Regions from separate parts of the Homo sapiens genome. Here region 2 is linked to region 1. A link is a contact called in ENCODE Hi-C or POLR2A ChIA-PET data. All regions are on one chromosome and are shown on one strand. Each heading gives the region's core, a stretch centred on a gene start or an enhancer-like site at or near the end of the contact. The rest is flanking DNA. Distances are from core to core; before and after follow the strand shown. Region 1 holds the start of CFAP70 (cilia and flagella associated protein 70). Region 2 holds the start of POFUT4 (protein O-fucosyltransferase 4).

Region 1 (5,416 bases), core at 595-3,094:
CAGGAGTCATAATCTGTGAGACAGGTGCTCTGACAGAGGAAAGAAGGGAGGAGTGAAACACACAGGGAGGAAAAGGGGGGTGGAAATTTATTTTTTCTTTTACAAATAAAAAGAATGAGAGAAGCAAGGAAATTAACTGATTATAGCCAGTGTGCCAAGTGTGCTTCGCATTTATTATCTTAAATGTAGCCTCCCTTCTAAGAGATTCTTAAATCTCTATTTGATTGAAAAAAATTGAGCTTCAGAGAAGTTTGTTATCTTACCAGCAGTCATACAGCAAGGAAGTGCTGAATGAAGCTGGGACCTAGCTGGATTTGAGAATACATATGCATGCCAGGAAAATCTTGGAGGAAGTACGCTGGAACTATGTCTTAATAAAGGGAAGGATATTCCAAGAAAGGGAACAGATTTTAAAACGTTCAGAGGCAAAACAACACACATAGCAAGTAGCAAGTAGCTTGCAGTGGTGGAGTAAGAAGAAATAGGGAGAAAATGAGAAGAGACAAGCAGATAAATACCTTATTAAAGTACAGATCTGATCGTATCACTGTCTTGTTCCCTCTCACCTACCAAATAAACTGTAACACTACAGTTTAACTGTAGTTAAATGTAGTACTACATTCAGGGCTTTCTAGGATCTTGCAGTGCCAGTCAACTCCCCTCTTCTAGCTTATGCTCTTGCTTAGTATTTTTCAAAGATTACCTGCATTTAGTCGCTTTTGAACCTTTGCATTTTTCCTTCCCCCTGGAATTATCTCTCCCTTTCTCCTCACTCCGTCTCTACAGCAAATCCTACTCATCCTTTAAAATCCAGCTCAAATGCTTCCTAGTCCATGAAGCTTCCCAGTCGGAAAAACTTGCCTTTCCTCTGAATTCATTTAGCACTTTACACGTCTTTTGTGGCATTACCACAAGCTGTCCTGTTTATGAAGACTGGGTATTCAAAAGACCTTTCCTACTTAACAACTATGTGCCCCTAGGCAAATGCCTAACTTCTCTAAGCCTCAGTTTCACCTTCTGTAAAATGGATAACTTCCAACCTGTTTCACATTTATTGTGAATATCCCCTAAGATATTAAAGCTTTTTAAGTATGAAGCACTGCACAAATGGTATTATTAATATGCAGCGTTTGTCCTGAGAGCTCATTTACACCCTTGAAGGCATGTAACCTGTCTCACGCATATTTACGGGCCCAGAGTGCCTGGCACCATGTCTTGTACACAACAGGCGTTCGCGTCGTGTTTGAATTATGAATGCAAGATATAGGACTAAAGTTATAGTCAGGGCAGCTAGGGTGGGGACTCTTGTTGCCCCCGGCAAGGCACGCATTTCTTGTCATCTGCTCGGAAGAAGCTGCAAGGGGAGAGTCCAGTGAGAAAAAGGTTAGACGAAGGAGGCGATGTGACTGAGTCTGGTCTGGGGACAAGCGCAGTCAGCGCAGAATGAGGAGGCCTCCGACGAGAAGCGGTAAAGGAAGGTCTACGTCCGCGCTCCTGTGGAGGTCGCCGGGCTGGGGTTGGCGGCAGAGTCCGCACCTGGCCGGGCCAGCGGCTTTTCGGTCTAAATATCGGGGTTTTCAGCCTGGCCTTAGCTAAGGGAGCAGAAGATCGGGGTGACGGCTGTGGTGTGGCCGCAGGGCTGAGGTGGGGAGGCCGGGAAGAGAGAGTTTCTTCAGGAGGGATCACTGTCTTACCTGCAGCAGCCTCAGTTATGTTTTTGACAACTATAGCAACCAACTACCTCTCGCGAGAACTTACTTTTGGCCATCGCACGAGCAAGTTTATTCCAAGACTCGCGATAACCCTCTGGGGCCGGGAGCAGGGAGCGAGACGCTGAGCTTCTGCGCCTGCGCCCTAGCGCCGGCTGCAGCCTCCTCACTTCGAGAGCCTGCTGTTTCCGCGGATGCTTTACCTTGCCAAGAGTTGGGTTTAAGTGCATAGGTTTCCACCTTTACATTTTGCTTTCTCGACTCTTTGATTTCAATATTTCTCTATAATAGGAGGGAAAAAAGCAAAAGGAAGTTTAAAGAAAAAGGCCTTTATTAAACTGATTTGAAAACATCATTTAAATATTTCTCCGTGAAATATGCAATATTTTTTAAATGAGCCCGTCACGCCCTGTTGATGAGAGTGCAAAATGACCCTGCTTCTAGGTGCTCAATATTTGTACAATAAACAGACCTGAAGTTTATGATGTTAATACAAATTTTTAATATTCAAAATTTAACATTAAAGAGCTAGAATAGCAAAACACAATAGCAATAACCTGGAAACAACCCAAGTGCCCGTCGAAGGAATAGTGGATGAGTGGACCAATAAACTGTGGCATATTCACAAAATGGCATATTACAAGCAGTCAAAGTTAATGAACTGCAGCCATACACACAACACGGATGAATTTTAGCAGTATATATACTTTAAATTGTTGCAGTGTTAAGAGCCAGCTTGAAGGGACTCCCATGGGCCAAATAAGGGACAATTTGAGCATGAAGTAAACAACGACGATAACGGATTACAACCCATTGAATAAAATAGGAATATGCAAGTCCGTGTTGATACAGAGAAAAAGGAAAACTCTTTCAAAGTAGGATGCCAACCCAGAAGTGTAGCGAGAAGGATGGAAATAGAGAACTACCATTTGACAACTACTGAGGAGGATGACTCAGGCAGGAGTCTTCAATGGACGCTAAGGCTGGTGGGTAGATGTTCTATGAGGCATAGAATACTGGCGTGATTTTGGAATGCTTCCATGGAATACTACTTGATTACAGAGGGGGAAACAGTGAATGGACGCAACCAACATGATCAGGTGATCATGGTTAACATCACCAGTGTTGGGAGGAGTCTACATTGTGAGCCTCCTGGTGAAACACACTAAAAAAAAACACACACACACACACAAAGCATCCTTTTTGGTTTTCCTACCATGAAAGGAACTCAGGTTGTAGACCATCCAAGGACAAGAAAGACTGGGAACTGTCTCTGACTGAGGTTATATGACAACTAAATTCAATATGTATCTCTGTATAGCATTCTGGACCAGAAAGGAAAACAACATTGTTAGGACGGTGGGAAAAATGTGAATTAGCTCTGTGAATCGCATACCACCCCGAACATGCCCAATCTCATCTGAATTGGATGGTAGTGTTGTACCAATATTGATTTCCTGATGTGGAAGTTTGTTTGTTGTTAGGTAGGAGAGTGTCCCTGTTTAGGGGAAAATAAACACTAGTGTGTTTAGGAGTGATGAGACACCATCTCTTCAATTTGCTCTCTTGACTTTCAAAAGGTCCAGAAAAAGACTAACAAGGGATACATACACATGTACACACACATATGCACATGCATGCACACCTGCACACATACACACACAGTGAGCAATGGAACAAGTGCAATAAAGTGTTAACTATTTGGGAATCTGAGTGCAGGGGACATGGGACTTCCTTACACGATTTGGGCAACTTTTCTATACATTCGAGATCATTTCAAAACAATTAAAATATATACACACGCATAACCACTCTCCCTGGGAAGCCCTTTGCTTAGGAAATAGTTACCAGAGTCAAATTTTAAAATTTTTATTTATATGAATAAAGAAACATTATAAATATTGAGAAATATTTTTTGAAAGTTGCAGTGTTACAGGTAATAAAGGTTCTCAAAATAAAACTACTGTGGCACTACTGAGTAAGGATTTCTCTCTGGATTTTTTTTCCCAAGTGAGAGTTTTGGGTGAATTTGCACTGAGACAGCTATCCCACTTGCAAATGACAGACTCTTTCTACATAATAAGCTGGGTTAGGCCAAGTCTTTAATAGGGAGCTGTTCTTCCAGAAATCGCTCATGATCTTGGTCTACTTAGTACTTTGCTTCAAGGTCTTAGGCAAGCAAGGATAAATAACAGATGTCACCTCCTTAAACATAATTAATCTCCATTCAACTTTAGGGTACCTGAGAGCAAGGGCTGTATGTTACAATTTTCTTTTTTTTTTTTTTTAAGATGGAGTCTCACTCTGTAGCCCAGGCTGGAGTGCCGTGGCGCAATCTGGGTTCACTGCAACCTCCACCTCCTGTGGTCAAGTGATTCTTGTGCCTCAGCCACTGGAGTAGATGTGATTACAGGCACCCATCACCACGCCCGGCTAATTTTTGTATTTTTAGTAGAGACAGGGCCATGTTGGCCAGGCTGGTCTTGAACTCCTAACCTCAGGTGATCCACCTGTCTCAGCCGCCTAAAGTGCTGGGATTACAGGCATGAACCACCATGCCCGGCCTTTTTTTTTTTTTTTTTTTCTTTATTGAGACAGTCTTGCTCTGGAGTTCAGTGGCATGATATGATCTCGGCTCACTGCAACCTCTGCCTCCCGGGTTCAAGTGACCCTCCCACCTCAGCCTCCCGTGTGTGTGTGTGTTACAGTTCTTTTATTCTCCTACAGTGCTTAGCAGTGGCCACTCTGTTTGAAAGGCATTCTTTTTGACTGATTTAAAACATCCACTTGTGTATGGAAAAAGCCCTCTTTAGTGGTATGGAAAATATAATAGTACTGGAATCATAATAAAATCATCTACATATGCAAACCAATTTCAGGGAAAAAAACTATAAAAATATCTTTCTAATAAAATTTGAATGCCTTAGTCTGAGTTTCAAAGGCCTCCATTAAATGATGCACTAGCTCAACAAATTCCTTTCTCATTACTCCAAAAGACTTGTTTCTAATTAGCTAATTTGTTACTTCCAAAGTCAACATATTTCTGACAATAATACAATCAAATGTATTGCTCATCCCCAAATTGATCTACAGATTGAAAGCAATCACTATGAAAACCCCAACTGTTTTTTTTTTCTTTCAGAAATTAACAAGCTGATCTTAAAATTCATATGGAAATGCAAGGGACCCAGAGTAGCCAAAACAATCCTGAAACAGAAGAACAGTTGGAAAACTCACACTTCCCAATTTCAAAACTTTCTACAAAGCTGCAGTAATCAAGTAACGAAGACAGTAATAAAGACATAAAGATAGCCATATAGATCAAAATAATCAATTGAATTGAGAGTTCAGAAATAAACTCTTACATTTACGGTCAACTGATTTTTAACAAGAGTGCCAAGATGATCTACTGGGATGTGGGAGGGAGGGGGTAATATAGTCTTTTAAACAAATGGTACAAGGAAAAACAATGTCCACATGCAAAGAATGAAGTTGGACCCTTACCTCACACCATATACAAAAAATAACTCAAAATGGACCAAAGACCTAAATGTAAGAACTAAAACTATAAATTTGAGGGTTTTCTATTTCTGTGAAGAATGTCATTGCAATATTGATAGAGATTGTGTTGAATCTGTGGAGCACTTTGGGAAGTATGAACATTTTAATAATGTTAATTATTCTAATCCATGAACATAGGATACTAT
Region 2 (5,638 bases), core at 2,845-5,344, 410 kb after region 1:
AAGACCAGCCTGGCCAACATGGCAAAACCCCATCTCTACGAAAAATACAAAAATTAGTCGGGTGTGGTGGCGGGCGCCTGTAATCCCAGCTACTCAGGAAGCTAAGAATCCCTTGAACCCGGGAGGTGGAGGTTGTGGTGAGCCGAGATTGCGCCACTGCACTCCAGCCAGAGCGACAGAGTAAGACTCCGTCTCCAAAAAAGAAGAAATAGTGTTGGAAGAGAAGACTGCATAGTCTGAAGAAGTGAGCCCGAGAATGTGGCAGTTAGGAACATGGGCCTTGGAATCAGTCCTGCATTGATATTCTGGCCCCACCACTTACTAGCTACATGACCTAGGATAAATTTCTTAAGTACTTCCTCTTTTGTTCCTTCATCTGCAAAATGGTGTTAAAATACTTAAGTAGGATTTGTCAACAGAATTAAATAATTATATGTAAAGCACTCTGTGTGGTACCTGGCATGCAGTCTAAGTGTTTAAAAGCTATTATTGTCATCATCATTATCATCCTCACTGTTATGATGATGATAATTAGGTGGCCTTGTAGAGTGGAAGGGGTACAGGGAGATTGTCTGCACGATGAGCTATGTCTAGTCAGTGACATGACTCTGGACCTGGGGGCCTGCAGGTGGAGAACGACCAGGAGCGGTTCCTGAGTGACCTGCGTCGTGATGTCCAGAAGGTTGTTGGCTTTGATGCTGTGATGCGGGTCCGGACAAGCACTGGTCAGTCCTGATTGAAGAGCAGGTTGGGGGGCTAAATATGGAAGGGAGGCATGTGGCACTTGTCATACTTTTTGCCCTGACCCTGTCCATGTGGCCTCAGGTATCCGTGCTGTAGATTTCTTTGGAGCTTTCTACATGAGCAACACGACAGATGTGGAGCTGGCTGGGCTAGATGGGGACAAAACAGTGACTGTGGAGTTCAAGCATGACGATCGGCTCAATGAAGAGAGCGGAGCTCTCCTGCAGGTGGCAGGCGGGAGGCGGGGCTGGGCAGGAAGTGTTTCATTCGCTTGGTATAGAAGAGGGTGAGGAATGGGTAGAGAGCACTAAAAGAAGAGACAGGGCACGGGAGTGGCTCATTTCTCTCTTCCAGTTTAATAGTGTAGCAAAGGGCCTTTGTGAGGGAGGGGTGTGAGTTCCCCCTTTCTCCTTTCCCCTAGTGTGCCCTGCTTTACACCAGCTGTGCAGGGCAGCGTCGGCTCCGCATCCATAATCTGGCCCTGAACTGCTGCACCCAGCTGGCTGATCTATATCGAAACTGTGAGACTGACACGCTCATCAACTACATGGCCAAGTTTGGTGAGGGTAGAAGCAGGGCAGGGTGGGATTGGGGCTGAGAGGTCCAGGATGGTGAGTGGGTAGTTGTGATGGTGGGAATGCACACATGATGGGCAGCTGACCAGTGACTATCTTTGCTTTCCCATCCAGCATATCGGGGAGTCCTGAATAGCCCTGTGAAGGCTGTTCGTGACACGCTCATCACCCAGTGTGCCCAGATCCTGGCCTGTTACAGAAAGAACTGTGCTAGCCCCTCCTCTGCAGGACAGGTGGGGCAAGTATATTAGTGGGAGGTGGGGTTGTTGGGACAAATGTTTGCATTTGGGAGGGATTTCTCATGATCATTGACTTTATTTTGATAATCCCCTCAGTTGATCCTTCCTGAGTGCATGAAGCTACTCCCAGTTTACCTGAACTGTGTGTTGAAGAGTGATGTCCTGCAGCCTGGAGCTGAAGTCACTACTGATGACCGTGCCTATGTCCGACAGCTAGTTACCTCCATGGATGTGACTGAGACCAATGTCTTCTTCTACCCTCGGCTCTTACCTTTGGTGCGATTGAGGGTTGGAGTATGAGATCTTGCACGGAGCAAAGGGCCTCTTAGGAGGAGGAAAGGATAGGCTAGTATCAGTCAGACACTAGTGGAATTTGTTTTTATGTATTTTAGCTGATGTAATTTTCACACTGAGAGAGTTACTGAGACCCCAGAAGGGGTGGTGTCTGAGGACTTAGCTTTCAAAATTTTGTGTGTGGTGCGGGGGGGCAGACTTGTCTTATGGTCCTTGGTAACCTTTTGCTCCCTTCCTTTTGTCTAGACAAAGTCTCCCGTTGAGAGTACTACCGAACCACCAGCAGTTCGAGCCTCTGAAGAGCGTCTAAGCAATGGGGATATATATTTACTGGAGAATGGGCTCAACCTCTTCCTCTGGGTGGGAGCAAGCGTCCAACAGGGTGTTGTCCAGAGCCTTTTCAGCGTCTCCTCCTTCAGTCAGATCACCAGTGGTTTGGTGAGGGCAGGGAGTCAAGGAGAATATGGGTGTGGAAGTATACTTTGTGAAACAATTGGGAGCCAATATAGTTAGTGTGCTAGTACCCTCAAATATCAGGGAACACTTGGGGACAAGGGCAGTTGCTGTCATTCTTCCCAGGTTTGCCTGTTTCAGATGATGCATACATGTATGCTGCCCCACCTTGACTGAACTCAGAGTGCCTTACCATAAGGATAAATGAATTTTGTGTTCTAGAGTGTTCTGCCAGTTCTGGATAATCCACTGTCCAAGAAGGTTCGAGGCCTCATTGATAGCTTACGGGCACAGAGATCCCGGTACATGAAGGTAACACTGATCTGAACCCTGGATTTCTTACCTTGTCAAGTCCTCACCTAGAAGTGGGGGTTGGGTGGGGAATGAGTAAGTGACTGCCTAATGAGATTTCTGGGCATGTTTAATTTCCTTTGGCCTTGCCTTATGAACCCTGAATTCTGGCCGTAGCTTACCGTGGTGAAACAGGAAGACAAGATGGAGATGCTGTTCAAGCACTTCCTGGTGGAAGACAAGAGTCTGAGTGGGGGAGCATCTTATGTGGACTTTCTCTGTCATATGCACAAGGAGATTCGGCAGCTACTGAGCTAAAGCAAGTGGGTAAATGGCATAGGGCCCAGGCTAGCTTCCAGAAAGCACCCCAGGATGTCAGAGAAATTGGGACAGTAACATATCTTATGTAAGCTGACCTCAGTCTCTCTGGGGGGAGGGGGAGATATAAGGAGACACCTTCTTTCTGGGCTCAAGTATCCTGCCACTCTGTCATGTCCTGCTGATGGAAGGTGCCCCTGTTCCCTCATTCTACCCTCTTTTTCCTGCTAATCCTGTCATAATGAATGTAGCTTCTCAGTTCACTGTATATGATTCGGTATTGGGGGTTTGGAGGCACCCAGACCCTGGCAATATTATGTGTCCCTTTGGACCAGTCTCCCAAGAGGAGAGGGGCAGGCAGGAAAGAGTGGGGATCCTAAGGTTACTACAGGGGGCTCAGTGTCATCCACAACTTCCTATATTAGGGATAAAACATATAGGTGCACAAGAGCTGGGGTATAGCCCATAGGTGGTGGAGAGAAAAGTGGTCAGTCCTTCTTGGGCCTGGAGGTTAGCAGTCAAGTTTCTCTGCTTTCACTGCTCGCTCGCTCTCTCCTGCAATGATTGATGATCACTCCGTGGATAGAGAGGCACACTGTCAGAGGTGACCGGAGAACTGAGTTGCAAAATATATTAAGATCTGGTAGAGGTACCAGCTTCCTTTCCAGCTGGAGAGGCCCCAACACTGGATGGTTCTGTAGGGAGCCTAGGGAGCCTGGTCATCAACTTGCAATACCTCACAGAGCCAGTTCACATCCCACTCTGAGCTCCCACGAGAAACACTGCTTCTCCAGGCCCGGGGTTGTTGGGGAGAGAGGCAGAGGCAGCTGGAGCGCCGTTCTCTCCTGCTGGGACACCGCTTGGGCTTTGGTATTGACTGAGTGGCTGACAGTTATCTTCCAACCCCAACTGGCTTGGGGGCAGGACAAGGGCTAGGCTTGATGGTGGCCAGGCTTGCCTGCTCCCCACCTGGGATGCCCCTGCTCTGGACCTCTCATTTCTCTTCATTGGTTTATTTTTCAATGCATCTTTAATTTGTAAAGAAATAAAATAAATTAAGATGTAACCATTAGCCTCATCTTTACTCCCGAAAGCTCACTTTGCTTTTAGTCCTGGCCGTCGGCTGAGCGAGCTGCGCATGCGCCACGTGCCCCCGTGGCGTAGGGCCTCGTCCGGTCACGACTATCCGCTGGGCGGGGTCGGTGCTGGCCGAGGGGGCGCCGGCTGCCGGAGTGGACATGGCGGCCGGCCCCATTAGGGTGGTGTTGGTCCTTCTAGGGGTGCTCAGTGTCTGTGCAGCCAGCGGCCATGGGTCCGTAGCGGAGAGGGAGGCCGGCGGGGAGGCGGAGTGGGCGGAACCGTGGGATGGCGCGGTTTTCCGGCCGCCCTCGGCGCTGGGCGCAGTGGGGGTGACGCGCAGCTCTGGGACGCCGCGGCCAGGGAGGGAGGAGGCGGGGGACTTGCCGGTACTGCTGTGGTGGAGCCCAGGGCTATTCCCCCACTTCCCGGGAGACTCGGAGCGCATCGAGTGTGCGCGCGGCGCGTGCGTGGCGTCCCGGAACCGCCGAGCGCTGAGGGACTCGCGGACGCGCGCGCTGCTCTTCTACGGCACAGACTTCCGCGCGTCGGCCGCCCCGCTGCCGCGCCTGGCGCACCAGAGCTGGGCGCTCCTCCACGAGGAGTCGCCCCTCAACAACTTCTTGCTGAGCCACGGCCCGGGCATCCGCCTCTTCAATCTTACCTCCACCTTCAGTCGCCACTCGGATTACCCGCTGTCGCTGCAGTGGCTGCCCGGGACCGCCTATCTGCGCCGCCCGGTGCCTCCGCCCATGGAACGCGCGGAGTGGCGCCGCCGCGGCTACGCGCCGCTGCTCTATCTGCAGTCACACTGCGACGTGCCAGCGGACCGGGACCGCTACGTGCGCGAGCTCATGCGCCACATCCCGGTGAGTGAGGGCGGGCCGGAGGGAAGGAAAAGGAGAGGGCGGGTTGAGGCCAGGACTCCAGGTGTCCAGGACTCCAGGTGTCCAGGACTCCAGGTGTCCAGGCCTCCAGGGCCGCACCCTCATGACAGCCTTACTGTACCCGGTCTAGGTAGACTCCTACGGGAAATGCCTGCAGAATCGGGAGCTGCCTACCGCGCGGCTACAGGACACAGCCACGGCCACCACCGAGGATCCAGAGCTCTTGGCTTTCTTGTCCCGCTATAAGTTCCACTTGGCCCTGGAAAATGCCATCTGTAACGACTACATGACAGAAAAACTGTGGCGTCCCATGCACCTGGGCGCTGTGCCCGTGTACCGCGGTTCTCCCTCTGTGAGGGACTGGATGCCGAACAATCACTCCGTCATCCTGATTGATGATTTTGAGTCTCCTCAGAAGCTGGCAGAGTTTATTGACTTTCTGGACAAGAATGATGAGGAGTATATGAAATACCTGGCATACAAGCAACCTGGGGGCATCACCAACCAATTTCTTCTGGATAGTCTGAAGCATCGGGAGTGGGGAGTGAATGATCCTTTGCTGCCTAACTACCTCAACGGCTTCGAGTGTTTCGTCTGTGACTACGAACTGGCTCGGCTGGATGCCGAGAAAGCCCACGCGGCCTCTCCCGGGGACAGCCCCGTCTTTGAGCCCCACATTGCCCAGCCCTCACACATGGACTGCCCAGTGCCCACACCTGGCTTTGGCAATGTGGAAGAGATTCCTGAGAATGACAGGTAA

What was found. A loop is a pair of places that touch in the nucleus more often than their neighbours do. ChIA-PET counts read pairs that join two places held with the same protein, here RNA polymerase II (POLR2A). Pooled maps may share reads with other maps.
Region 2: a pooled map shows a loop between it and region 1 (5-fold over the local background). The contact joins the promoter of POFUT4 here to the promoter of CFAP70 in region 1. A Hi-C loop is called at or near these places in 8 of 50 pooled maps. POLR2A ChIA-PET finds 5 or more read pairs at or near these places in 2 of 52 experiments (PC-3 and activated naive CD4-positive, alpha-beta T cell).

What each region holds. Positions count from the first base shown.
Region 1 is chr10:73,357,020-73,362,435 of GRCh38, forward strand. CFAP70 (cilia and flagella associated protein 70) reads right to left here and starts at 1,845. Exons shown (of 28, transcript NM_001367801.1): 1 at 1,759-1,845. RefSeq lists enhancers at 988-1,513, 1,450-1,669, 1,514-2,039.
Region 2 is chr10:73,768,182-73,773,819 of GRCh38, forward strand. It overlaps POFUT4 (protein O-fucosyltransferase 4), which reads left to right and starts at 4,095. Exons shown (of 3, transcript NM_173540.3): 1 at 4,095-4,860; 2 at 5,009-5,634. The coding sequence starts at 4,153. SEC24C (SEC24 homolog C, COPII component) reads left to right here. Exons shown (of 23, transcript NM_198597.3): 16 at 629-725; 17 at 826-971; 18 at 1,166-1,304; 19 at 1,434-1,552; 20 at 1,655-1,834; 21 at 2,099-2,290; 22 at 2,528-2,617; 23 at 2,774-3,980. The coding sequence ends at 2,914. RefSeq lists enhancers at 3,817-3,996, 4,587-4,696, 4,982-5,512, 5,357-5,406 and a silencer at 4,327-4,376.